Regions from separate parts of the Mus musculus genome. Here all the other regions are linked to region 2. A link is a loop called in an ENCODE intact Hi-C map of the cell type or tissue named here. Cell type or tissue: left cerebral cortex. All regions are shown on one strand.

The links. Hi-C counts contacts between places; a loop is a spot of excess contacts. Peaks named below come from ENCODE experiments on the same cell type or tissue, not always from the same donor. Only the 100,000 strongest peaks of a DNase experiment are listed, where the experiment ranks them.
Region 1: a loop joins it to region 2, with 4 times the contacts of the local background. A loop is called at or near these places in 2 of 42 quality-filtered maps.
Region 3: a loop joins it to region 2, with 4 times the contacts of the local background. A loop is called at or near these places in 3 of 42 quality-filtered maps.
Region 4: a loop joins it to region 2, with 6 times the contacts of the local background. A loop is called at or near these places in 2 of 42 quality-filtered maps.
Region 5: it touches region 2 in a loop (11-fold over the local background); 8 of 42 quality-filtered maps call a loop at or near these places.
Region 6: a loop joins it to region 2, with 4 times the contacts of the local background. A loop is called at or near these places in 6 of 42 quality-filtered maps.
Region 7: it touches region 2 in a loop (3-fold over the local background); 8 of 42 quality-filtered maps call a loop at or near these places.

The regions. Positions count from the first base shown.
Region 1 is chr3:32,908,794-32,912,793 of GRCm38, reverse strand. Usp13 (ubiquitin specific peptidase 13 (isopeptidase T-3)) reads right to left here. Exons shown (of 21, transcript NM_001013024.2): 14 at 1,133-1,221. Among named protein-coding and RNA genes, the nearest start is that of Gm34153, 61 kb to the left of the region's middle. In left cerebral cortex, a CTCF peak has its summit at 2,390 (motif pointing left); a DNase peak (open chromatin) is centred at 2,365.
Region 2 is chr3:33,141,601-33,145,600 of GRCm38, reverse strand. It overlaps a transcript of Pex5l not described here. Among named protein-coding and RNA genes, the nearest start is that of Gm52604, 24 kb to the right of the region's middle. In left cerebral cortex, a CTCF peak has its summit at 2,205; DNase peaks (open chromatin) are centred at 332, 2,370, 3,046 and 3,447; H3K4me3 peaks cover 1,650 bases; H3K27ac peaks cover 1,618 bases.
Region 3 is chr3:33,395,889-33,399,888 of GRCm38, reverse strand. No RefSeq gene overlaps it. Among named protein-coding and RNA genes, the nearest start is that of Gm24780, 4.7 kb to the right of the region's middle. In left cerebral cortex, no CTCF peak of the experiment used is centred here; DNase peaks (open chromatin) are centred at 441, 1,357 and 2,460; H3K27ac peaks cover 3,782 bases.
Region 4 is chr3:33,304,178-33,308,177 of GRCm38, reverse strand. No RefSeq gene overlaps it. Among named protein-coding and RNA genes, the nearest start is that of Gm24780, 87 kb to the left of the region's middle. In left cerebral cortex, no CTCF peak of the experiment used is centred here; DNase peaks (open chromatin) are centred at 1,225, 1,822 and 2,181; H3K27ac peaks cover 2,499 bases.
Region 5 is chr3:33,042,371-33,046,370 of GRCm38, reverse strand. The region is part of intron 3 of Pex5l (peroxisomal biogenesis factor 5-like); the gene reads left to right. The region is part of intron 2 of 4930419G24Rik (RIKEN cDNA 4930419G24 gene); the gene reads right to left. Among named protein-coding and RNA genes, the nearest start is that of 4930419G24Rik, 20 kb to the right of the region's middle. In left cerebral cortex, a CTCF peak has its summit at 2,209 (motif pointing left); DNase peaks (open chromatin) are centred at 1,440, 2,170 and 2,544.
Region 6 is chr3:33,788,941-33,792,940 of GRCm38, reverse strand. No RefSeq gene overlaps it. Among named protein-coding and RNA genes, the nearest start is that of Ttc14, 9.2 kb to the left of the region's middle. In left cerebral cortex, a CTCF peak has its summit at 1,755; a DNase peak (open chromatin) is centred at 1,747.
Region 7 is chr3:33,056,379-33,060,378 of GRCm38, reverse strand. All of the region lies in intron 3 of Pex5l (peroxisomal biogenesis factor 5-like), which reads left to right. All of the region lies in intron 3 of 4930419G24Rik (RIKEN cDNA 4930419G24 gene), which reads right to left. Among named protein-coding and RNA genes, the nearest start is that of Pex5l, 25 kb to the left of the region's middle. In left cerebral cortex, a CTCF peak has its summit at 2,461 (motif pointing left); a DNase peak (open chromatin) is centred at 95; H3K27ac peaks cover 45 bases.

The DNA of each region.
Region 1 (4,000 bases), 230 kb after region 2:
CAAAAGGAAAAGCAAGCAAACAAACAAACCAAAAACCCCGTCCACAGCAATCCAAAGCCTGAATGGGTCAAAATTCTCAAGTATCTCAACCTTCTCAGAGGCCAGTGGAGAACAGAGTGGTCAGCACCCTGCCCTCAGACCCCCTCTGCTCCCTAAACTCTCCCAGCAAGAAAATCAAGGGTCTCCTGGGCACTGGGAATAGCTCAGCACAAAGGGTGATAAACTGGCACTCTGTGCCCACCAGCACCAGGCCTCCTCAGAAATCATGCTGGCTGTTCTTCCTTCTGTCTCCAGGTCCCCTTCTACCCGTGTTTGGATGACTCTTAAGGCTTTCATCGTTTTGTTGTGTAAGTGCCCAAAAACAAGTCTGTAAGAGACTGGCAGTTTGAAGTCCTTGCTAGAGAAGCTACACGGAGTGAGATGCAAATCCTTGCACAAGCCTGGAGGTCACTTAAGACTGCTCACATTCAACCCTGGTGGCTAAGGAAATGGTCTTTATGCCTTATCTGGAAAATGGGCCTCCCACACTGACCAAGGACCTTGAGTATTGATGAAAAGGCAGCCAGTGAAGCCCAAACCACATCCTTCTATCAACTGTCCAAATCCAATGTTTCCAAGTGGTTGGGAGGAAAATGTGTATGATTTAGATGAATATCACATACATATAGTACTGCTGTATCTCAGAGGCAGGGAAGGGTGCTAAGAGGAAGTTATACCTCCAGCTACCTACTACTACAAGTGTGGCGTCTGGACTGTCAATGCCAACACCATGCGGTAGGTTAGAAACATGGTCGCTCAGCCCACCTACACCTGCCAATCAGGATCTGCATTTTCCAAAGATCCCAGGTGACCTGTGTGCACAGTAACTTCTGAGATGCGCTGTCGCAAGGAGTGTACTTCCCCTCTGAGAACCTGATCCTCCCAGAGCTCAGTGGTGAGGGTGTGGTTAGCATATGGTGTTTCTTATGGTAGTGTTTCTCCTAGATTCTGGGTCCAGAGAAACCTGGGAGTAACAGAGGAAACAATGGGGTGGAAGGGACGGGGCAGACGTTCCCACAGCCTCTTTCACATGCCATGTCTGGTTAGGTGGCTCACTCTATAGTTTAAGCGAAAGCATGCAAAGGATACCTACCAAATTTTCTGGGAACCCAGTCAAGACCAAAAGTGAACTTCTTTATCTGCACTACCAAGTATTCAGGGAATGAGGCAAAGCGAGAAGTTCTGGGAAACACAAGGGGAGGAGATCAATCAAACAAGGAAGAAAAGAAAGGCTATTGCTGTCCATGGCTCACAGGCAGCTTTGTCTGGGGCTCCTGGCAATGCCAAGGACTGCCCTGAGAAGGAACCAACCAACAGTCAGTACACCGGTACTCGCACACTCGCTCCAACCCCCTGGCTTCTCTGCCGCAGAAAATGCTGACTGGGGACACAGTAATCACTGGGTGCAGCTATCTCACAGTGACTGCTTTGCTGCAGTGCTCTGGAAAGTGTGCCTAAACCACTTGATTTCCCAGCATTCTTGGAGTGTTTTTACCTGTGTATGTATCTGTGTGTGTTCTCAGTCAAGCACGCACCATGTCTGTGACATTCCCTACGTGGTGCAGAGAAGCCAGCCTCACTCCTCCTGGGCATCACTGTCTCACAGCAGTGGACTGGTGCAAGGGAGGGTTGCCAGAACTCGGGTTGAGGCTGACCATTACAGAGTCTCTTTGAATACCAGGATCCCGGGTAGCACGGGTCCTATAGCTAGCTCTCTCTATCTAAACCTAAGCCTTATCTTTTAAAAGATTTTAGCTTATGTGTATGGGTGTTTGCCTGCACGTGTGTATATGTACCATGTCTGTGTCCACAGACCTAAGAAAAGCAGGTCATGTCCCCAGGAACTGGAGCTACCTGTGGTTATGAGACACCATGTAGGTCCTGGGAACCAGACCCTGGTCCTCTGCAAGAGCGGCAAGTGCTCCTGCCCCTGAACTTGACATTTTTAAATTAACACTGAGTTAATTCTGAGTTCACTTCAAACTGAAATACAGAGTATTCTAGGCTTGGCTTTATCACTTTTATGCACACACTGACTGTTCTAATTGCACATCAAATCCATGCCTCTCAGTGCCCGAATCCCACTCATTCGGTCACCAATTATGTCTTTCCAGCACCTCTTTCTATTTGCCTGTCTATGTAAACAGACAAAGAGCCACATTGTTTCCCAGCCTTTGGGCTAAAATCATGTACAGACAATGAGCCAGAGATGGTACAATAGGTCCCCTTTAAAATAGAAGGCTCCGAGCTTTCTCCTCCAAACCTCACTGTTGAATTAGAGCCATTGCCTTCTATCTGATACACATCTTTTTAGGTCTGAACAAACTCCAATGTATTGCTGCCCTCTGGTGCAGAATAGTAGACACAGCACAGGGCTGACCATGGGCAAAGAGTAGAGAAGTATGGCTTTAAGTCTTCAGTAGGCTCGTAATTTACTCCAGATCCGGGGGAATCTCTGGCCCCTCTGAGGCTCGTTTTACATCTGGAAATGATCTTACTCGTGGATGTGCTGTCAGGGTTGTTCAGTGCTTTCTCGCCCTTGTGAAAACCCCTTGACACACCAGACTGTACTGTACTGAGGAAGTGGAGTGAATTCCATCATCCCTAAAGTTTCGGACACTGAACTGGTCTGTCACTGACCTGTATCTTCCCTGCTCTGTCTCAAGTTCTCCCTCAGAAGGACAGTAGATGAGAACAGGCCTCAATGCAAGGCAACTATGAGAGCTCAGCCTTGCAAAGGGATTGATCTAGGATTATCCTGGCTCTCTGAAGAAACGTACAGTCCCTCCAATTGGGTTCTCTGGCTGCCTGAGAAGCCTAAATATATATCATTCTCATTTAAATGAAGCCAAGACTTCCAGTTTACAGAAAGTCAACAAAATTCACCTGCTATTATAGCATTTTCAACTAATGAAAAAAGTTATCTTTCAGCTACAGTGTGTGAGTGTGTATGTGTGTGTATGTGTGTGTGTGTGTGTGTGTGTGTGAGAGTGAGAGAGAGAGAGAGAGAGAGAGAGAGAGAGAGAGAGAGAGAGAGAGACAGAAAGAGACAAAGAGAGACAGAGAGGGACAGAGAGAGACAGAGAGGGAAGAGAAGAGAGAGAGAGAGAGAGATGCTCATGTATGTGTCCATCAAAGGTCAACAATCAGTGGGTGTGTTTCTTCCTCTCTCACTCTCCACCTTACTTTTATGAGACAGTCTCTACTGTCCCTGGAGCTCAGATGAGAGTGGCTAGCCAGTGGGAGCCCGGGATGTGCCCCTGTCCTCATCCCAGTACCATGTTTACAGCCATGCCCACCGTGCTCTGCTTCTGCACAAGCCACACCAGATCCCACACAGGCAAGCTCTCATTCCTAAGCAGCAGTCTTTACCACTGAGGCCTCTCCTCTGCCCAGACCTTCTCACATTAATATCAAATCTGGGGTAATCTCATTAAATCAATGGTATGCAAATGGTGACTCTGGAGCCAGGAAAGTTGCTGACTCTATGCTAAAGAGCTGTGTGAAAATAAGGTATGGGCAGTGGATTAGTTGGAGGTTGGGACAGAAGGTGGAGGAACAATTAAGGAATGACTCTGTAGTGGGTAACTACCAACCATTCAAAAATATCTTAAACTCAACCACACTGCATTTTGTTCCACATATATCTCAGGTTTGTCTCAAGAGCAATAAGAATCTCCACTCAGTAACAGGAGTTCGCGGACATCAAGTTACAGTTAAATCTGACAATATTAAACTGGGCTTTGCAAATGGGTTGGCAGTTGTACAATGTCTATTAGCACTGCTCACTCATTACAATTAAGACTCACATGTTATGAAGACATCTTATTATGAAAAAACAATGTAAGCTGCAATAACTAACATGGTCTACTCCACAGCATTGAAAATTGGCTAAGTCAAAAAGAGTACTAGCCCCTTTCTGGTAAGTGCACCAAAAATGCCATTAGTCAACTATATGCAA
Region 2 (4,000 bases):
GCCCTTGGTTCATTGTATCTGCTATGAGATAATGTCATCATATCACAGACTCAATCCCTGGTGTCAGTGGTCCTTCACAGATTTCCAAAACTTTCCATTCAAATGATAAGAGTTTCCCCCATGTTTTTCAGATCATATAAATAACTCCCTTTTAAAGATTGTAGTGGTTGAGATCCCAGAAAATCAGCACTCCTTTGTATCTGAACTCGAAAACGTCTCTTTGCATATTCATGTGTACAGTCATTTACAATTTTTTTCAACTCTTCCCTTGCAGTTGGTCACCAGCAGACACACCCACACAGGATACTGTAGTGGCTTGTGTTCACTAAATGTGTTATCCAAAAAAAAAAATCTGTTTGTGGTGTCCCACATGTAGGCTAAAGGAAGCCTGCCGTCAGTTGGCTCTGATTGGGAAATAAAGTTGCCAAAGGCCAATGGCTGGGCAAGGGGACAGAGGCAGGACTTTTAGGATTCCTGGGCAAGAAACAAAGGAGGCGGGGGCAGGGGATTGGGAGAGAAGAAGGATTCGCCATGAGAAGGTCAGAGGATGGACCACACTGTGAAGGGGCAGGAGGGTGAGACGACCGAAATCTAGGTGCAGAGGGAAAGTAGCCGCATGGGAAGCCTGCCCAGAAGGAAAAAGGGCGGCAAAGATAAAATACAGACTTAGAAAGTGTTAACTCTGGAATATTGGAGGGGAATGTGTGCTAGCTTGGGGGACGTCCGGAAGTGCCCAGCCATTAAACTAGTAAGGCATACTGAAAGTAATGCAGCGTGTGTGTCTTTCATTCATGAATCCAGAGCTCGCCGGCGGGGCGGGTGCAGAGCAGCATGCATCTGCCAGGAGCATAGAGAGGCTTCTAAATGTTTACCGCAACAGGGTATCTATATTTGCCTTCCGTTCTTGTTTACTTTTCTAACACTGATAAACACCAAGACTTGGGGAGAAAAGGGTTGTTTGATTTACATGTCCCAGACCAAGTCTGTCATTGAGGAAATCAAGGCAGAAACTTATTAGGCAAGGCAGGAGCAGATGCAAAGGCCATAGAGGAGACTTTGGACCCCTCCAATAAAGGAAAAGAAAACCGGATATGGGTGGTAGATCACAATATCTAAGAAAGAAGACGTTGGTGGTATTTTACCTAAGCACATACTTGATTTTCTGCCTAGAACAATGAATTTGATCACACAGAGTTGAGACAGAAGCCTAAAGAGAATTGTTCTTGGTTAACTACAGCTGGGATCTTGGGCCCTTTCTGTTTATTTTCTTTCTCTCTGGCCTGATTGTTTCAGCTACATTATTCAATGTATTAAATTGGATTAATCATTTCTCAAGTTCACGTCCCCTCACGGGCCTGTGCATGGTTCTGTTGTATTTGTTTACATAGTTATTTTTAAAATGGCAATGGTTATCCCGTGGTTCCCCAGGCAATATGAAAGCTAAGGCTGAGAAGTGACCTTCCTATGAATAGACCCCTTACCCTGCCCACCTCCCTAGGGCCCGCACTCCAAACACTGTAAAGTTTCCCTGGTCACAGAGCCATAGGGACACAAATCCTAGGGAGTTTCTATTCTTGTGCTTCTAGGTTCATGGAAAGTCTATTACAACACACTAATACACTGAGATCCATAACTTAACCGAGAAGTTGGGGCTCTCTACCCACCTACGTTGCTGCTAGGATGTGAGTGCAGGAGGACACACATACTACACAGTCTTTTCAACTCGGGACCTATTTAAACACTCCGCCTACGTATTTCAATATATGGAACAGGTCACTCCTTCAGCAAATATTTGTTGGGTACCTACCACCTGCCAGGACTATGCTGTGCTGGGATATGCTAGTGCACAGAGATTCCTGATGTCATGAAAGTAACATCAAAGGAGATAGACAACAACTACACAAGAGTCAGAGTGCTTTTAATGCTGGAGAGAAAGTGTGTGATTTTTAAGTAGTATGATCAGAGTTCGCTGAAAGTGGGATGCGTAGGTAACTCCTTGGAGCTCAATCAATCAGCTTAACAAAACTCTTCTAAAGCCCAGACATGGCCTATGCAGGACACACGCTCTGTCAGGATTCACCTCTGGAGAAAGACTACCTTTTTCTCTCCCACTTTACTTCCCATTGGTGGTCAGTCCCCTGCCTCGGAGTCGCCAACACTGCATCTAAAAGTCCGCGGTTCCAGGCCTGGACAGCTCTCAGGATCTACTACTCCTCTGAACCACCAGGGAGAGCAAGCGGAGCACCGTCCGGGAGCGCGCTCGCTGGAGCCGCCCTCCCGCCCCCGGCTCCGCGAGAGCGCGCGCGCCGGGCCAGCGGCTCTCGGCGGCGACGCGGCCCGGAGGGCGGCGCGCGCCCTGCGCTCGGCAGCTGCGGCGGCGGCTGGCGCGGGCTGGCGTCCGGACGGAGGCGGGAGGGGACGCTGCAGCCTCGTGAGCGGCGAGGAGAGTGGGGCACAGGACCGGCGAGTTGGAGAGGCGCGGCGAGCGGCACTGCGCCCGCGGAGAGCCCGGCCCCGCGTCCCCGTGCCCGCGCGCGCTCAGCACCCGCGTGGAGGACAGCTCCGCAGCGCGCCGCTCGCCCAGCCGCCCTCTCGCCCGCCGGCGTCCTGTAGCCCGTAGCCCGGGCGCCCCGCGGAGAGCCCGCGCCGCGCTGCCCGACCCGCAACTCTCTACGAGCTAGCTCGGGAGAGCAGCCATCAGCCTCGGGTGCCCTGAGGACGCCGGAGCAGAATGTACCAGGGACACATGCAGGTAAGAGACCTCCCTCAGCGGGTCGATTGAACACCCAGTGCTCCCCAAGTTCCTGGGTCCAGAGATGCCCTCGCCCAACTCAACAAGTGACTGGGGCACCATGACCCAGGCATTTATGTCCCCCGGTAACACTGGACAGTGTCCCAGGGTGGGATGGGGAGGAAAGACTGGGAACTTGTGCGGGGAAGTTTGCTTTCTGGGCAGTCTTGAGCCTGTGCCTTTAAGCCGGCTCCGGGATCCTAGCAGAGGAGGTGACCATGTTTCCTAGCAATCCTACCGCTGCACCTCGCACGTATGTCAGCTGAAGGGCAAACATCAGCCAGACTTGCCGCCTCTCCCGCCTGCACAGGGCGCTCCACAGTCCCAGCACTTAGCCGCTGTCGCGGTGTTCCGGGAAAGCACTATTTTTTAAATGTTCCGTGATGTATTTCCCCCTTCAGGTGACGGGACATCGTCACCTGTCCCAGTAGTCACAGCGGAGCGTGTTCTCAGGAGGGGTTTTTTTCAGATGCCAGCGCAGTACTCAGCTGGAAGATTACTTTAACCTTGATTTTAGTTTTCATGCACGAGGTTGAATCTTCCTCATGATAAAATTATGCAGCGGAGTGGTGGAAAGATAACCCAAACACGAACTCAGCGTTCTAAAGTGTGCGCGGAGCTCCTTCCCAACCCCTTGATATGTTTTTCCCTGGGGCTTCCTTTCCAAAGACTCTCAGCTAGCAGTCCTCATAGGCTGTGTCCCCTACACCTGGCATCCATCAGTTGTGTTTCTGTGAGTGCCTAAGATGCCGCTCCAGTATCTTTTAGACTCCTTAAGACATAACAAATACTCTGCTGCGTGCATGACTTAATATTTAATTTCCAGGTCTTGGGGAAATTCCTTTAAACGATCATGTACAGCACTAATTGTACCTTATCTAAAGCATATTACTGATTGTATCTTAAGTTTGTTAAGAATTCAGAATCACCCGAGTAGAATTCCAACAGCATAGCCCCGTCACTGACATCATCCTGTTTTGAAAGTCATTAATAGGATTATGTCACATTTGACAGATAATGACTAGTATAATTTTTAAAATATGTAGCAAATACAGTCTGCCTGTCTTGAAAGTTTAAAATCAAAGGCACTCTCCCACTACTGAAAAAAATAAAGCCAGCAAAGGACTGATTTAATTGGATGCTTTATTTTCACCCAGGAATGATATTTAAACTTTCATTCTCTGTATTCATTATTAAATAGTCTCTTCA
Region 3 (4,000 bases), 250 kb before region 2:
ACTAAGTGCTTCTGACCACATATCTATGTCAACTCAAACCCAGCAGCTACATCTATACTAAGCCCACCTCTCCCAATCCCTGCATATATGACATTGAGTTATTTAACAACATCTCTGAGTTCTAGATAACGCTTGCATAAGAACAAGAGCAGTGCCATAGGTTTAAGTTGGGGCTCTTTGTGTTAAGCAGCAAGCACTACAGGGGACACAGGAAGCAGCCAGCATTCAATCACTAGCTGCCATCGTTAAGGGAATAATGGCCTGGTCCACAAACCACCTCGTGACCGTGCATTTCCTGTGCACAAACAACCTTGTGACTGTGCATTCCCTGTCTTTGTTCAAGGCTCTGCCATCAACCCACTTGCATCAGAAATTTAAAAATCATCTCAGAATCTTTCTCGCTCTCAAACATCAGGCGCCACATTCTGCCAACTCTTTAACTCCCACGTTTTTTCTTAAATTTGTCATTTCCTCTTCATCCTTCTTCCTCTGCCTACTGCCAGCTCTCATAATTTCTGACTTAGAATTTCTTGGGGGGGTGTTCGCACGGTATGCAATACCAAGCATAGTGTCTGACAGAAACTAATAATGCAATAAACATCTGAGCGGTTTAACCAGCAGCAAAGCATCCCTGTCATCACAAATGACACCATGCTTCTCCTAAGTACCTAAGAGTCCTTGATTCCACATTTTTCTCTGAGGCACACATTACACATGACTAATCTCGGTGCCTCTTTCGGCACACTATCCTGTGCTGGAGTCCTAACCCTGGGACTCTCACATATCCTCCAGTTGTCCTTCTCTTACTGCTCAGTGTGAATTCTACACTTATATGATTATTGTTCTCTCTCTCTCTCTCTCTCTCTCTCTCTTTGTGTGTGTGTGTGTGTGTGTGTGTGTGTGTGTGTACACAACATGTTCAGAGGTCAGAAGACAACTGCAGAAGTCAGAGCTTTCCTTACAAGATCTGGGTCCCAGTGAATGATCAAACTCAGGTTGTCAGACTTACTCACTGAACTATTTCCCAGTCCCCTATCAGTTTCAGGTAAATTCTTAATAAATACCGTCCTCAATACTCTGAAGATTTTTGTTAATGTTTGTCACCTTAGCCTTTCCCACCTTTTCCTTTTCTTAATTTGCTTTGGCAAAAAAATGAGCTTTGCGCTGCAGCTGGAGCATGCCAAGGCTGTGGCTTGTTGCCAATTCTTTTCTTTTGTGGACCTGTTGTACGATCTTTGCTGTGATCATAAGAATAGATAACTATTCACCCAATAGAGAACACCAGCAGCAGACAAGCAATTCTCTCAGAATCTAGCTTGCTAACCTGTGAGTTTGTAGGCTTTACTCAAGGGAGTACTAGTGAAGAGTTTACTAACAGGAGCCTGGGTGTCTCAATGGCACAAAGCCCATCCCAGCCCTGGCATTCCCTGAGCCACCTTCAGACAGCTCCACTGCCGTCTTCTCTCTCTAGCTCCAGGATTTTGAAACATTCCAAGTTCCATATTTTTCATCAACTTTCTACTCTCATATACCTTCCTCCTCCCTCTTAGGAGGAAGAGACTGTATAAGGAGAACCCCTCTTCCCTGGGTCTTTCTGTAGATGTATCTTTCTCATCATTTGTGCAACAACTCACCACACTTATCTCACTAGTTGATTTATATTTTTACGTCTTATTGTCTGGTCCCACTCCTAGAGTATAAGCTACAAGACTCGTCTCATCAGTTACATAGAGCTGAAGGCAATGCCTAGCACATACTAAATTTCAATATACTTTTGTTGTTAAATCTTTCTTAATCCCTAACTCTGTTTAAAAATAGGCTCTTTAGGACAGTTTTAAAGGATAAACAACACAGATATTAACGAAGAGAACTTGAATGCATATAGGTAAGGAAGGAAAATTAATTTCCACACATGGGTAAGGCAAACTATTAAAATACTTTTGCCGTCAATTTTTAATTCAGTCCATCCATTATCATTATGATACGGAAGGAGGAAAGGTCTAAACGACTTCAATATAGACAATGGCTATGTGCTGCTGTGTGCTGAGCAAACACGCTTCAGCAACATGAGAGACCACCACTTTGATCAGAAAAGACCCACTTCTGTTAGCCAAATAACTTTTGGGTTGAATATGGTAATAATGAATGCTTTCTCTCCTGTGTTCCCCAGCACTGAATCTATGAAAATTTAACATTGTTCTAGCAGAATAGTCATGGAACGGCACATTCAAAGTGATGCCACTTTGGTAGCATGAGCTGAAGTAAGGGACTTGGAGGCATTTGGCACAGCACAGTGGGCAGGTGCTTATGGTGTCAGGGCCATAGGCTGCTCAGCAAACAGCAGGTGTCTCAGCCCTGTCTCTGCGGTGGCTCCATGCTGCTTAACCTGGAAATCCTCAGCCAGTTTCCAAGGCTCCTTTGATTTCCCCTGAGAGTCCCTGTACCAAAAACAGCTCTTATGGTAAGCTTGAGCTGAGGAACAAATCGAGCTGGGAACGCTCCCATGATTCCCATCCCCAGAGAAGCTGCTGCTTTTAATTATAGCACAGATTTCGATTTCCAGCATGCTATTTTGAAGAAAAAAAAACATGGGGGATGGGAATAAGGAAAAGAAACTACCAAGATATTTTTTGAAAGCAAAGTCATGAGTCGGGGCTGTGGTGATGGGCGCAAGAGCTGGGGCCAACCATGGCATATTAGTCAGGGTTCTCTAGAGTAACAATTTATAGAATGTATATATATATATATATATATATATATATATATAATGTGTGTGATATTAGAATATAAAAGATATTAGAATGACTTACAGGCTAAGGTCTAACTAATCCATCAGTGGCTGGATAGGAACAGATTGTTCAAGAATCTAGAAGTTACTCAGTCCATGAGTCTGTATGACTTTATATGCTGTAATCCCAAATAAGTAGATTCTAATTCTTGAAGTAATTGCCTTGCTAGCAAGATGAGGGCAAGCAGGCAAAGTGCAAAATCTCCCTTCTTCTATGTCATCATACAGACTTCCATCTGAAGGCTTGGCCCAGATTAGATCTAATTTAAAGATCTGGATTAAAGGCCTGTCTACCCATCTCAAAGATCCAGATTAGAAGTGGATCTTCCTACTTCAAATTAAGCAAAAAGTTCCTCACAGGTGTGCCCCCCTATTTTGGGGTTCTAGTTAATTCGGGATGTAGTCAAATTTACAACCAAAATTAGGCATCACAGTGGCAAGAGAATTTAGAATCACAAAACCCTACTTGAGTTCTAATTAGGTCAACCCTGATAAGAGCTGTAGGAAGTCTCCAGACAAAGATCTCACGTCTCTATAGCTAAGACAAACTTCTTTTAAAAGTCCAGATACTTGCCAATCATAATAATACAGAGCCAGAGAAACAGTCTCTCTAATGCCTCTGAACTGATTTAGAGGTTGAGAAAAACAGATGTTTGTAGTGTGAAATATTCTCAAATGATATTGATGGATAGTGCCTATCTTCTCTTTCAGACTTCATGTTAAAAGTACAAAGCAGTGTCTACAGTGGCAGGAATCTCCTTCTGATGTCACCAGTGTTCCTCTCTTCTTTCAGGACACTCAGGTTGGCCCTATCCCCAGCCCCCAGCATAGTTCAATGGGACTAAACTTTAGTCAAGAGAATGAGAGGAAAGGCTGTGTCTGACCTTTTAAGGTGGACCCACAAACCCGCTGAGGATAGTGATCATTGTAGTTCTCCCTTCCAGACAGATACAAGTAAAACCAGTGACATTGAAATCAGCCGCTGGAATACAGGATGGAAGAAATAAGGGTGTTTGAGTCCTTTGGTGAAAAACCATGCTTTCAGGGTTGCACTGCATGAGAAACAAACTTCCTTTGTCTAGTCGCTGGCGAGGGGACTTCGCTCTCATTTCTGTTAGCCTTGTCTTTACAAATTCAACAGGTTCCACTTCCTGCTCAGAAATGAAAGAGTCCAGAGAGTCTTGTTTCTCTCCTGCTTTTCATTAAAAATTG
Region 4 (4,000 bases), 160 kb before region 2:
CATGAACAAACAAACACACAAGCTAATGAAAAAGTTCTTATGAAAAAAACAAACTTACAAAAACATATGTAACATCTCTGACAGTGACTCTGGTGTCAAATGAATTGATGTTTTCTTCTATTATAAGTCCATAAGTTTTGAAATTCAAGCTTTCTATATGCTAATGACTTTTTAAAAATTAATAGAGAATATTATCTTTTTGAGGCAGAATAATGGTTTAATCAAAATGTTCCTGATTTCTTTGATTTATTGATATAATTTCAAAAGTGAAGGAAGGAATGAGGAATTCATCTATTTTAATATTGATTGGATAGAACAAAAATGTAAAACTTATTATATTAGGGAGGTTGTTTGAGCAGGTTTCTAGACAGACAGGTTTCCTTGAGTGACTCCTTTATCCAAAAGTGGGCATTACCAGTGTTTCTTTAGATGATGGCATTGCAGAAAGCATTCTGCAGGCAGCGTTGTATAGCAATGAGACAATGGCACTCATACATTTGTAGACTTATACTTTTTAAAACCTACTTTAATAAGGGTTCTTAAATGCTTTAACTTCCCTTTTAGCCCACCACGCGCCAGAAGTAGTGGAAAGGAAAGGATTATAGGGCAAAGTGGGATGTGGACTTGTTTAGAAATGGTTTTGGGGAAAGATTCCAATCTTCATTGTCAGGATATCAACAGCTCAGCTCACATGAATCAGCAACAGTAGCTAGATCCACTCACAAACACCACTCATGAACCAGTAATGGGAGTTCGATTCAGAAGAAACTGTGAGGCTCTACCAATCAACCCAAGTCCATGGAAGTGGCAAGAAGCTGCCAGAACGTGATGAGAAGTTCTTTGGTGAGTTTCTCTCTATGAAGTCAGTACAAACAATGATCAACAAAGAAGAAGGCAAGGTGAACCAATGCCACAGTGTCATCAGCCAAGACCACCAGCAGCAAAGCCTGAAAAGACCAGAAAAAGAGTGACAAGGTAACGCCCACAGCATGTTGGGTTATTACCAAACATCATGTGCCCACTCTAGCAAAATGTCACATGTCCTTTTTCCAAGCAGCATCCAGAAAAACATGTCTGTTCTCAGCAACCATCCTCCAATGTGTCTCTTTAGCAAAACATCCTCTCATAAAATATCACGTGGCACAACTGAGTCTCCAAAGAAACCAAAAATTTCCACTTCACACATTACGCTATAGGATGTGACTTTGTCTCACAAACCCATCACGCTCTGGGTTCCAGGATCCAGAAACAGAGGATTCCAAATCAGCATGAAAAGAAAATTCAAAGCTTTATTTTCAGAGTTTTCAAACACTTACCACTATTTGATGTTGGGGAGGGGAACTAAAAAACAGTAATGTGGTATAATTTTTTCATGTCTGGGATTACTTGGTTCCACCTGATTATCACTGTTGGATATATTGTTCATTTTTCTTAACAAAATAGTCTTACAAAATGAAGTTAGGTATATTTGAGTGGCCCTTGACAACACTGTACAAACACAAAAACAAATGCTCAAAATGTAGCTGTGTAACACCGGAAGCTACATGCATAAAGAAAAACAACTTCTCATGACTTAAGGCGGTGTGAGATTTTTTGAAAAACTTCATTCTAATTTTGGCAAATCATCATATCTTCTTTACTCTCTGGAAAAAATAGAATAGAAAAATTATTCAAATAAAACTGTCCTATCAAAACCCAGAAGAATCAAGGCAAGATTTAGAGCCCATATTTCAAAGAAAGTTAGGAGATCACAGAAATCTAAAACAATGCATAATTCATGACAAAGCTTGGCATAGTTAAAATGTCCTTGAATTTTAATTGGATGCCCAGATAGGAGCTTCTATAAATTCTGCTCTATGATGGAGCCATAGAGAATTTTTATACTTGTATAATAATTTAGTTCACCTCTGCAAAAGAAAAAATGTGAATTGAGCATTTCTTAATGAAAAATGTGTGCTTCTGTTTGTTAGAGAAGTGGGAAATCAGTAGTTCCTGACCAGCAAGGCTTGTGAATCTCATGTGTGGGTTTTGTTTGTTTGATTTCTTTTGTTTTAATGTGTATATGAATGTTTTTCCTGTCTGCACGCCTCATGCACTAGCAGGCCAGAAGAAGGAATCAGTTCACCTGGAACTGGAGGTATAGACCCTTGTGCACTGCCATATGGGTGCTGGGAATCGAAGCCAAGTCCTTGAAGAACAGCAAGTACCCTTAACCAGTGAGTCATCTCTCTAGCTCCCCACTTATCCTGTTTTTGTCTTCAATCACTGAGCAAAAAGCAGAAAGTTTGCATCTCATTAAAGCCATTAAAACTATTCATGTGGGCTGACAGCTGGCTTACCCAATACCACCACTTACAATTCAGTGATGTCAACAGCTTAAATGCACCTGTCATTTCATTTCTCAAATATGTGTACAGCAGGTTACTACCATGTTCAAACTGTTCTGTCTTCACTAGTATTTTTGGATGAAGCCATATAAGTTTCATGTGAGAAACAAATGAATCTAGTCTGAGAAAGAACAGATTTGAAGGTATTCATTGTCGGTAATTGGACTATTTGTCTTTAGAGGATTACACAGTGTCAAAAGTCTATTTTCATTCAAGTGGCATATGCTTAAAATAGCTTAGATGAAAGTTATTGACAGAAAACAAAGATAAATAGTTACATGAACTTAAAATTCTATTGTGTCAGACAGAACACCTGCTAATAATATTAGTAGGTGTTATTGTTTTCCTTTATGACAATAAAGGCACATCTGTTATTAGAGTTCTTCCATTCATTCATTTTGAATCAAGGTAGATAGAATACCCTCTAATATATAATCCCAACACAGAGAATGAGTCAACTATGCATCACTGTTTGGGGTCTTAACTGCTACAAATTCCTAGCACTGTAATAACAGCGTGTCACAAGCTATTGCTTACAATAGCAAAAACATATATTTCCTGGTCCAGGAGGTTCAAAATCTGAAATCAGGTTATTGGTCGGGCTCCACTTATTCCACAGACTCAGGTGAACATGCATCTTCACTTCTTCATTCTCCACAGTTGCTGGCAACTCCCTGCTTCACTAATGAAGTGCCTTATACATTTGACCAACCTCTGTATCTGTGTTCACACAACCTTCTTCTTGTCTCAAGTTCCACATGTTCCTTTTTTTATGACACCAATCATTATATTGAGACCCTCCACTATCTGGTATGGCTTTATCATATCTACAAATCTAGATCATATCTACAAATGTTATTTACAAATAAGGTCATATTTTGAGGTACCAGTATTTAGGAATTCAACACATTTTTCTGTGGGACCTATTTCTACCATTCTAGGAATGGTCACCCATTTCTTGCCACATATGTAAGTAGCTAGCCGATTCTCCATGCTCCTCTGCTACAGCAGTGATAAGAGTCCATATCTTAAGCACTTTGTGGAAGACTCTATGCTGTCTTTCCTCATACCTTCAAGCTCTGACATCTTATGTTTTTCTACTCACCACCCACCATTCTAGGATCACAACCTTGATCCCTAGGGATGTTTGTCTGTTTGTTTGTTTGTTTGTTCCAATTCTCATGAAGGTAGCTCCAGGAATAGGAATGAGGTCAGCACAGCCAACATGGTTTCCAGATCCCACAGAATAAAGAATTCTTCAAAGTGTGTGTAGGGGTGTAGTCACCCTGAAGATAGCTGGCTCTGGGACTTCTATTCAAATCCTGAGGAGAAAACTACCTTCTTTTTCTACTTTCCTAATCCAATAAGGTATCAACTTAGAGGGGTGTGGAAAAAAGAGAGAGGTATTGTTCACAATAGACAATTTATTAGGAAGGTGTATCAGCCTCATAATAAAATATCAATCAAAATACTTATGTATGAAATATAACACACAAGACATCTTTAAACCCTCTCTATGGTTCATGTAATAGGCAGGAAAAAATGTGTGGGTGTGGGAGGTGCTGAACAAAAATTTTAAAAATATAAACATAATTAGCATGAAAGATTGCTGA
Region 5 (4,000 bases), 99 kb after region 2:
ACAAAGCTGGTGCAGTAAAATGTGAATGTAATCCCATTGCTGGAGAGGTGGAAGCAGACAACACACACACACACATACACACACGCACACACACACATGAACACACACATACATACACACACTGAAAATATTGAAAGTCAGGAAATATGAGCTGTCTGATCTATATCAACCACCAATCAACTCAATAACCTTTATCATTGACTGTACATTTGCAGGCCTCAGTTTCCACCTCCAGAACATTAATGAAGAGCTGGAGAAATGGCCTAGTGGGTAAAGCACTTGCCATACTTGTTTGAGGCCCCATGTTCAAGTCTCCAGTGGGAAGAGCAGACATGGTGGCACAGGCATTTACAATCCCAGCTCTTCTAGGGTGCGATGGGAGTCAGGGACAGGAGAGTCCCCAGAAGCTTGGAAGCCACCCATCCTGATGTCCTGTCTGCACTAGCACTCACACGGGAATGTATGCCAACTGCCCCAAGGGGTGTTCTTCGTTCATGGGCACACCTCATATACACAAAAGTGTAACTGAAAAAGATTAGAGAAAAGTGAAAAGTGTTGATCAAATATTCTCTGAGATGCCTGAAACCCTGTCACCTCTTGTGGACAAATAGATGTTAACTGACATCTTGGCCACATTTAGGGACATTTTACAATCTAGACAAGCTAGAGAAAAGTAACCTTTGTGTCTCTCTGCACATGTTTTTGTACTCATTCCTTTCTCAAGTATTATCAAAGGCTGTTCCTGGAACTAAAGGCAAGACAGAGCTCCCTTCCTGGAGAAGGGAGGCAAGCAGCAAGAAGGCAGGCAGATCTACAGAGATTTCAATAAATAGTTTCTTCTTCAAAATTCTCATCCGTGCAAGATGATGACATTTCCTCTCTCCCCATTCTATAACTCAGTTGAGACTCTGAAATGTTTGAATGAGTATAACTTGTTTATACAAAAATAAGCTGAAGAACACATAGGACAGGAAAGGCCCTAGACATCAATAGAGTCAGCAGGAAGCCGGCATCCAAGTCACTGGTCACCACAAACTGCAGTGCAGTTGATACCAGTGCAGCCCCAGGGTTTCAGTAGGTGGGCAGAGGCTGGCCTCCCAGAGCCAGGTGTATGATAGCAGCATTCTAGGAGGATAGCATTGGCAACCAGGGAGTTATCATGTGCATAGGAAGAGCTCTACTACAGGGCTGGGGTTGTGCTGAACTTGAAGCTTCAAGATGGAAGTTAGAAACTACCAACAAAGAAGCTTGGACTGGCAGCTGGTATCACACAGCAAAGACTAGAGAATGCATGCACTACATGTGACTTCGTAGTCCAGAGGTTTTTGATCTTGAGTGAGCTCAAAAATCACCCAAACATTTAAAGTCTCTGGTGCCCTAGGCTCATCCATCACGTCAGATCCAGCTGTCAACCACAAAGGTCCCCAGAAAAGCCAGTGTTCCCTGTCCTGGGACCTCGATTTGAGAACCAGAGACAGAGCAGATGGGCTCCCTGCGCTGAGCATATGGAGAACAAAACCTTGCTTTCAAAATGGGGACTTCTAAAGAAGATGACAGCTTCACGCCCGTATGTCAGCCCGCTCCCCACCCACCCTCCACCCACCCCCCACCCCCCGGGTGTTGTACTCGCATGAGGAGCAGGAAAGATGAGTAGGGACTGCAAGATGGTTCTGTACCAGCTACCAGGACAGGATGAAGAGGAAGGAGGGACATGTGGAGATGACAGCTTGGGAGCAGATGTCACACAGTCTCAGGGTCATCTGCAGGCTCAGTTGTGAGAGGCAGAGAAAGCAGGGACAGGACCTTAAACAGAATCTAGTCTTAATATCCACACATCGTTTCTCCAAACCAATGGCTGTTTCTGGCTAAGCACGTGCCTGCCATTTGTGTATGTTAAAAGGGGGCGTCCTATATCTTAAATACACTCTGCACCATGAGAGGTAACACCATGACAGTCCTAGCTTTAGAGACTTCATGGTAATTTTACCAGGCACAACTTAATCGACTATAGAATATGTACAGTACAGAGCATGACCTATGTAAATGCAGAATCCGTTGTACCTTCGACAGCCTTCTTTTCTAAAGCAGACATACAGGGGAGAGTCAGAATCAACACTTGGCTTTTTCAAATTTCACTTTAAGGAGTTTTCCATCTGGAATGTTCCATCCTTGAAACTGGCCCAGAACTGACTTTCATCTGCTGCCCCCTGCTGCCAACAAGAAAAGCAGCCTGATTTTAAGATTTGGAAAGCTGAGCTACTCAAAAAAAAAAAAAAAAAAAAAATCGTGGTTTCTAATCATGTCATTTAGGATTATCCCTTGTTTCAAGTAATCCTTGACATTACCCTTCTCCATTAAAAGATTATGCAGGCTTACTGGGATAAATGGGTTACAGCCATCACAGCTTGGGCCCTGTTGGTGTAGTCTGCTTCCCTCTTGCATGAGAATGTAACAGACATAGAAAAGAAGGCTGTCCTCATAGTTGGCGTCTTATTTGGACACACTAATGGCATGGACAACTGTTGGCTGAGCTCACTTGTAAGATTAGGGCAAGTCAGTGGAAGGAACAGAACCAAGAGGCTTGGCGTCGGCTGGGTTATCTTAACCGAGTGAGTTTGCTTCTAACTACCTTAGATGCAAACTGGCTCTTATGCTCTGGTGTGGCTGTTTTCCCCACATGATAAGATGGGAAGAGTATAAGCTGCTTTAGCCCTTTGCCTTCCGTCTGTTTCTGTTATATCTAAGGGGATAGGTGGACTCTTTGGAGAATCGCTGAGTTTTAGAACTACCACAGGATATTTGAGAATGAAGAAATGTGCTTTAAATTTTATCTAGAGCCTGCTGGAGAGTTGAGTCTGTGACTTAAATGCAGCCATTTAAATGCCAGGTCTTTCTCTAGTCCTATTGATCTTAACATTTTTGAAAAGCAGCTCCTTATTGTTCAAGGCTCAAGAATCCCAGTGTGTGTCATGTGTCACTGTGGGTCCTGGTCTCAGCCACTCACTACCCACAGCATTTATAGATAGACCTTCCCCTTCCTAGACCAAGGAGTTTGAGACAGATGGTCAGAAAGGGAGTGGTGGGGCTAGAGAGATGGCTTAGTGTGTAAGGGCACTTGCGTAAGCATGAAGAAGACGTGTTTGAATGCCAATAATATCAAAAGCCAATCATGTCTGCACATGGGTGTACTCCCAGCATTGGGGGTTGGAAACAAGAGCCAGGAATTGGATATGGATACCCATCCTAGACAAATCAGTGAGCTAGTTCAGTGAGATACCCTGTCTCAAGGCAGTAAGGCACAGGGTGATAGAGGAAGTCACCCAGATCTTGCCCTGGCCTCTACATGGACATCCATGTGCATACAACATACAAAGAAAATGGTGTAAGTGCTGCTAGCACAGTCTGAAATCTTTGTGAATGGCTCCTCTTCTTATACCTTTAATTTAATTAAGCAAATATTATTGAGTATCTCTTTGTGATAAAGTAGGCTTTCGAAACATGGGAATATGTAAGTGCATGAAAGCCCAGGCTCCTCTAAGTACTTCTAGTTTGACTTTACTGTATTACTACCAAAGGAGATAAAATTGTTATCTAAGAGGATACTGAAGCAGCCTAGGAACAAATGAACACCAGCAGATGATGGACACCTACAGATGGACAGAAAGGAAAACTCAAGAAGTCAGGTGCTCCTGAGCCACATGCTGTGACAGAAAGATGGCAGGAAAAAAGATGTGGCCACACTTTATTCCTTCCTTCCTTCCTCTCTCCTTCCCTTCTTTCCTTCCTTCCTCCTTCCCTTCCTTCCTTCCTTCCTTCCTTCCTTCCTTCCTTCCTTCCTTCCTTCCTTTTTCTAACTAATGTCTTTAGTTGAAGTATAAAATAATGGACCAAGAGAGAAAACAACCTTCAGCACAATCCCTCAAAAGCATCCCACTGGTGACACTCTCTTTAATAACTTTCCATATCTACATTGTATAATTCATTACATGAGTTATAAGAG
Region 6 (4,000 bases), 650 kb before region 2:
GGTTTGAATGCTAAATGGTGCAGCCACTTGAGGAAAGTTGTAGTGCTTTCACAAATCCCAAAACATTATCATCATAAAACCCAGTGACTACATTCAGCTTACCTTGGTTGCTGAAAATCTACTCACACACAAAGCCTTACACATGGATATATACAAGTTTTAATCATACTTTTCAAAAATTAGAAACTAAGATGTCTTTCCATGGGTAGATGGGTAAACTATGGTATCATCAGACAATAGGATATTTATTATTCAGAATTTGCTGCCCTGTGTCTGCTTCTCACTCTTGGTAGCCAGGCCTGTTGTTCACCAAGCTGGACTGGAGGGAGGGAAGCTTAGCTGGGTGTTTTTGAATGCAGCACAGGATCTTGGCAGGCTATGAGTGTGTTGGCAATGACACTGAGTTGGGTTTATTGTGGGTAGGGTATTTATGCTTCCAGGGAGGTGACCAGGGTCTTTGGGGTAAGATTTGTGTGAACTGTGTATCATTGACTATGGCAGGGCTGTTGGAAGATGCTTCATCTACATACTGAGGGACTGTAGGGTGTGTGTGTGTGTGTGTGTGTGTGTGTGTGTGTGTGTATGTGTGTGTGTGCATGTGCGCCCATGCACAAGGTCAAACAAGGAATGAGGCCTGATAACTGTCAGGGTAATAAATTCTTACTAGGGTTGATACTGGGGGAGCTGGCTTTATGGTGCTAGGTTGGGAGGGTGAGATAGCCAAATCCTGCTTTCCTCATATTTGAGGTATCTGAGGGTTGAAGCTTACTTGGCCTTTCCTTTGTAACCCTGGGCTATTACTGTTCCACCGGCATTAAGGAGAAATTAATAACCAAATGATAAAAACAACCTGAGGAAACTTAAATACGTATGAAGGAGTGAAAGAAGCAAATTTGAAAAGGCTACATACTGAATTATCCCAACTGATGTTAATCTCAAAAAAGAAAAACTACAGAGACAGTAAAGTTCTTTGGTTATCAGGACTTCTGTGGAAGGAAGAATAGACAAACTATAGAATATATATATATTTTTAAGGGCAATGAAATTGTCCCATAGGCTACTATGATGGTGTCATCTAATCTTTTGAGAGCTTGAAAAGGAAACAAGGCAGAGAAAAAAGGAATTTGTGTTTTTCCTTGCTTCAATGCTTGAACTGGGACATCTAATTTTATCTTCTTCTCCCCTCAGAGTAGAATTTAAATCAATGACTGCATATTCTCTAGCCTGTGGACTCTGACTAGCTTTCCTGGGTCTAGAGCTTGTAGATTTCATATTATAGGTTGTTCAATCCCTTTAACCTGTCATAGTTGTTTATCATGTGAGGCAGTTCTTCATTTTATATAGTATATATGAATAAGTGTGTGTATCTTATTCTGTTTCCCTGCTTCATTATATGTAAATGTTCAAAGATATGTCTGAATCTTTCTCCCAATAGTGGGTCATTTGACTTCATTGTCAAGAATAGGGTACAAGAGTTGAGAGTTTTGTTTGCTGCCATATAGGTTGTTGTGTAGTATCTGACACTCAATTCAAAGTTACCCTGGAGTGACTCAAGGAAGAGTGAGAAATACTAAGGAAAAAAAATTATTTAGTCACTTTGTTCATTATCAGCCTCAAACACTTATTGCCACTATTAGCAGAGTACCTCCAACTATAAGCCATGAGAAAAGGTTGACACAGCTTCATCCCAACAGTCCTTTTGAATGGATTCTAACAGTTTCAGGAAAGGAAATTTTGTTAGTTTAATCCACTTGAGGGTGCTATAAGATCACTATAGTATCAAACTGTGTTCATGTCCAAAATCACCTCACACAGCAACAAAGTCTATATTCAGTGGTAGGGATCTATGACTTATTTCAAGACAACTGTCTTTAACATTGTCTCTATCTTCTAGTGAGTGGCAAACATTTTGAAGATATTATTTTCATGAAAATAAGTTCATAATCTATTGATCTTTTGTCAATCATTGGTTACCTTGGGATTTTTGAAATTTTAGGGACATTTTTTCGTTTTTGTTTTTCCCTATAGTAATATTCACTGAATTTTGTTTTAATCAAGGCTAAATAACTCTGAACAGATCCAGAATATGCATAGCTTCAAGGAAAGGGGTCATTACATTGGAATATTTATATCATGACTTATAGATAATATATATAACACTCCTGGAGAGGCACAGTGTACAGCATTTCTGAAGATGTACAGTGCTTGGCCATATGAAGTGACTCTCTGTAGCCTTTTACAACATAATCCTTGTATGATATTTATGGTACTCTTGGAGATGTACAGTACTTGACTGTATGAAGTGACCACCTAAAGTTTCAGGCTCAGCCAGTATCTCTTCCATGTTTTTATTTGTTTATACAAAGGATTAGAAAAAAATGAAAGTACCTCAAAATACCTCTACCATAATTGTTGAGAGAAGTTGAAAGATATGTTCACTATTGATATGAATTAGGTTAGGTTAGTGTACTTTTTAAAATAAACTTGAGTGTGATTGTTCATAAACATATACACACATATAAATTCCCACATAGTAGATTCTTATGTTTATATTTTGTGGCAGTGTTTTAGAATACTATAACAGGGAACATGCGATGCTTTTAATAAGAGACATGAATAGTAAGATGATAAATAGAGTTCGTTGTCAGGACATTCTAGATTGCTTTGGTGAGCATTTTAAATTCAAATTATACATGTCTCTAGAATCAGAATAATTGATCATCTTTTAGTTACCAAATAGTAATTTTTGAATTTTATTGTTGGAAGCACCAAAAGAAAATGTCAGGAATTAAAAATACACTAGTTGTTTTATATATTGCTATTTTCAATGGAACCCACTGAAAGAGCCAGAAAAACAGGGAGAGGATTAACACTCCTTTAGATATGACCTTTGATTTTCTGTAGACACAGTTTCAAACTGTGAACTGCATCAGTCTATTCATTCAGCAAATATTTGTTTGGCATTAGGTACTATTTGAAATGTTAATGACATAATAATGAAAAAGACTCATCAATATTCCTGCCTTCATGCAGCTTATATTCTTGAGGGAGACATAATAAGCAACAAATATAAGCAAATTATGTAGTATATTGGTGATACATCCTATAGCAAATTAACTAAATCAAGGGCAAAAGTGTTGAAAGTGCAGAAGGACTGGTGTAGTCATCTCAATAGGAGAATTATAGAAGGTCTCATTGAGATGATATTCAAGTCAAGGCCATACAGGAGATGAGGCATTAGTCATCCATTTTACCTAAGGGAAAATGCAGAAGAAACACCAGGACAGAGGAACTAGAATAAGAAGAAGCATTTGATACACATGAGGAATGGAGGGATAAGGTATGGTAGGAACAGTAGGGTGTAGAGTTTTGTAGGTCACTATGCAAATGTGACTATCACTGTTAGTGGTTGGAGTAACCTTAAGATATTAAGCAGATAGTCATAATGACTTTTGTTATAAAAAGATTTGGGCTGGAATTGCCTACTTGTTCATAAGAGCTGGAAAAATTCTATAGGAGTGTAAATATATCTTATTTATAAAGAAATAAAACTTTAAAGTTTATGCTATTATAAAAAATGAGAATATGGCATTTAAATGTTTCCAAAATATTTAAGAGTTTGAAAGATTTTTACGATGAACTAGATACTTATCACAATGGGAATAACTTTAGCCTAGGAGTCCTAGCTATGTTTTGAGCAAATCACAGTTACGCATGCTTCTCTTGTCACTCAAACTCCAAGGTGCTTGTACTGGCTGGTTTTGTGTGTCAACTTGACACAAGCTGGAGTTATCACAGAGAAAGAGCATCAGTTGGGGAGATGCCTCCATGTGATCCAGCTGTAAGGCATTTTCTCAGTTAGTGATCAAGGGGGAAAGGCCCCTTGTGGGTGGGACCATCTCTGGGCTGGTAGTCTTGGGTTCTATAAGAGAGCAGGCTGAGCAAGCTAGGGGAAGCAAGCCAGTAAGGAACATCCCTCCATGGCCTCTGCATCAGCTCC
Region 7 (4,000 bases), 85 kb after region 2:
TCTGCATTCAGATTTGTCTGCCCATTCACCTCCTCTGGTCAGATGGCAACCAACAGTCCTCATTTCCTAACATCCCCACTTCCTGCCTTAGGCTTTTTCTCTTTCCTAACCACAGTCAAGCAGAAGACAGGGAAGACAAGCCTGGGGGCAGATGCTTTGTACAGAACCCATACGGAGACTAACATCCTACAGGGAGGAAGACACTGTGCCCGAGCTCTGTTGCCAGTTCCTTGGTGACAGCTGACTATTTTATAAGTTTAGGGCATTTACTGTCCCAGATGCAAAAATCACCAGAACCCTATCTCTGAAATGCAAAGCTAAGGGACTTTAATTGTAATTATAGGTACACACACACACATACACACACACACATTTATATATATATATACATATACAAATACATACATACCAATGTGCTTTGATGTCCCTGGGTGTTAGTGCATTAAGCTAATAACACAGAGAATCTGATTCATAGCAGTTCCTAAGAACAGATCTCGGATCTCACCACACACTTTCCCCACTTTACAAGCGTCCTTTATTATAACTTTTAAAATACAGTTTTTGTTTTAACGTAAAGAACGCTGTTTACCTTGAGTCTGGAATGACTTGTGTTAGCCTGTTGGTTTTGCAAACTTGATGTGGGAACTTTATATAATACAGTATAGGATCATAATATATAATGCAATTAGTGATAATTATAAGAATGTTATAAAATAAACACAGTTACTATTCACTTAGTGGGAACCATAAGCATCACAATCACCATTAACATCATCATCACCACCACCACCACCTTTACCACCACCATCATAATCGTCACCATCGTACTCATTATCATGCTTTTGCCTTTTGAAGGCTGACTCTTTTGCAACATTGTTTAAGGCTCATAAATTTTAACCTGACTTCTAATAGATGAATGTTTAGCCCATGGAGCCAAAAGATCATCTGTAGCTTCTCAGATAAGTACACTTTCTCAATTCTTAAGAGATTTTCGCATCCACCCTGTTGGGTAATGTGTGAGATCCTCTGTTGAATTGAAAATCACCTAAGAATATGTGTGAGGGAAGGGATTTCTGTGTCTCATATCTGGAGAAGCCCCATGCACTCAGGCTGCTCACTACAGACCCACCATCACTGGCATCCACCCACACAATTAATGAAGCATATCAAATAAGCGCATTGATTATTTTCTTTCTGCCCATGCAAAAATCCGTGCTTATTGATGCTGTCTTGATACTGCGAGAGGTAGCTCTTGATATCTGGGAGAGCCTGGGCCTGAAATCCCTCCAGCACAGATAGAGTGCTTTGATGAATGCAAGTATGCACTGCGTCAGTTCCAAGGATGCAAGTATGCACTGCGTCTGTTCCAAGGATCCCTTCAGATGCGCACCCAGGGTATTCCGGATGCCCAGGAGCTCTGAGTTATCTTTCTGAAGTTAAGCAACCATGCCTTGTCTCTCCCTGAGCTTCTGACCTTTAAGTAGTCTCAGAAGCCTGTGCTCAATAAGCCAGCTACTTTACCCTCCTCTTTTGTTCTTGTTCCCATCCCACCCTCTCTCTGTCAGACCTTTGCATGGTATAACTTGCTTGTCTCTTTGGGTTTTCCTTACTCTTCACTCTTGACCTTTAAGAAACAAGAAATGTCAGTTGGAAGCAAAGGGGGCTAGCGTATAGTCCAGCGAGTTCAGATTCCTCAAGTCCATGACCTGTTCCTTTGTCCAGTTATGGGCTCCTCCTTTCATTTCCTCAATCTGGCAGTTTTGGCTGGTAGGTTGATACAACTGGTCTACCAGCAGCTGTGCCTCATACACGCTCCTTTCTTACTCTGCATCACCACCCAGTGCGGTCTGGATTCTCGTTCCAGTCATATTCATCTCAAACACTTAGTGTTTCATTTACAACAGATCTCAGATTGGAGCCTTGGATGAGGCTGGGGGCAATAGAGGGGTCCAAATGGCAGACCAGGGCAGGTGAAGTGTCCCACAAGGAGACAATGGCAACGCCATATCTGGCTTCCAAGCCAAAAGCTTTTACCTGTGCTTGAGGTTGTTTTTATCTTGGTTTGGTTTGGGTTTCTGGTTTTTTGTTTTGTTTTGTTTGTTTGTTTGTTTGTTTGTTTGTTTTTGCTTGTTTGAATTTGTTTTGGTTTTGCCAACAATGAAAAATATGTGGTTGTATTTTATCCTGGAAACCATGAGGAGGCAGAAAATGCACTGTGTGACTTTGGGTGGTATGGCCTAGGGTAAATGGTGAGAGAAAGTGGTGGCACGTGTCAGAGATTTTCTGTCAGAGCTGACTGGCTGAGGGACCAGCTGTCATGATGTAGTGATGACAGGAAGCAAGGCATGGGGCTGAATAAATGCCCACAGCATGCAGGAGCCAGGGTTTTTTCAGAGACTGGGGTAAGATGTGTCAGACATTGATTGAGTCTCCCTGTGTTCCATGCCCTCTGCTGGGCACAGTTGGAGCTGTCCAGATGCAGACTCCCCTGGAAACTGTAGTCCCATTAGGGAGCCTGACATACTAGGACGTTCCTACCTACCATTTCCTTAACCTTTACCACAACCTTGAGAAGCAGACACCATTAACCACAACTGAACAATGGAAATTTAGAGGAAGAAAGTTGTGGGTTTTTTTTTCCAGCATGGGATTTTAAATGACACAAACTACAACCCATGTTCTGAATAACCATTCCTAATACTTTCCCTCAGGTGGGGCACCAGCTCAGAAACCTGAGTCAGGAAACTTGACCCAGCCCCCAGGTTCTAATGCCACAGCTTTGGGCTTTAACGGGATGCTAAAAGAAGCAATCTAGCCATCTTCATTCTACTGTCTCTTCCTGCAACCTGGCGAGGTGGTATGAGAAGCAAAGGTGGGCCACAAGAGTACAATAGCAAACCGGTTTCCAATTGTCGTGTGCCATGTCCACAGCAGACTAAAGCTGCAGGTGTTCACACTGACAGAATTCCACCGATTTTCTGACTTCAAATATGGTGGGGAAGTCTGCAGTACAACAGGATACCATAATAATAATAATAATAATAATAATAATAAATAACATAAACAAAAGGCAGTCTTGTACTGTGAGAAGATGTGGGAACAGATTAAGAGTCCTCATCCTGCATCTAAAAGGAGAGCTCTGCCAGTAAAATGCCTGCCGTGCAAGCATGAAGATTCAAGTTTGATTCTTAGGACCCACATAACATGGGTACAGTACTCCTGGCAACAGGGAAGTAGAGACTGGAGGACCCCTGGGACTTGCTAGCTACCATTCTAGCCCAAATAGTGAACTCCAGATTCAGTGAAAGTCTCTGTCTCAAGTATTTAAAAGTGAGAGTAATTGAGGAAAACCCTAATGTAGAGCTTGAGCTCCACATTCATGGGCAGGCTTGGTATCAGGCATACACACACACACACACACACACACACACACACACACATAGACACAAGAGTTCTGGCTGGGGCACACTTGGGTATATAAAGGTTTCTGGGGGTGTTGTTGTTGTTGTTGTTGTTGTTGTTGTTGTTGTTTTTAAATAAGAAACTGTTCAGAGTACCTGAGAGTGGGCATACATTAAATTCTTAGGGGGTTATTTACAAGAATTGTCTTATAAGCGCAGCAGCAAGGAGCTGTGACAGTCATTGAAGAGCACAGCTGATCTATAAAATAACTGGATAGAACTGAATAGAAATGAGGGCTGGCGTTCCCTAAGACCTGAGTCTTACGCCATGCCAGACTTTCCCACACTTCCCACTTGCTTCTTATAACATCTGGGTGAGAGACTAAGCTTCACCCCCATTTTCACAAATGATCTAGAAGGAAACTGCTCAGTGGTCAGGACTAGATCCAAATCCAAACCTCCTTGCATCGCTGGACTTCCACTATGGTTTAGTGCTTTCTGAAGTTTGATGGAGTTCGATATAATGTCCTCCTGATAATTCTCTTGGTCAATATGATGTAATCTGTATCTCTTCTAGCAAGTGGTAGGTTGCTCTGTGA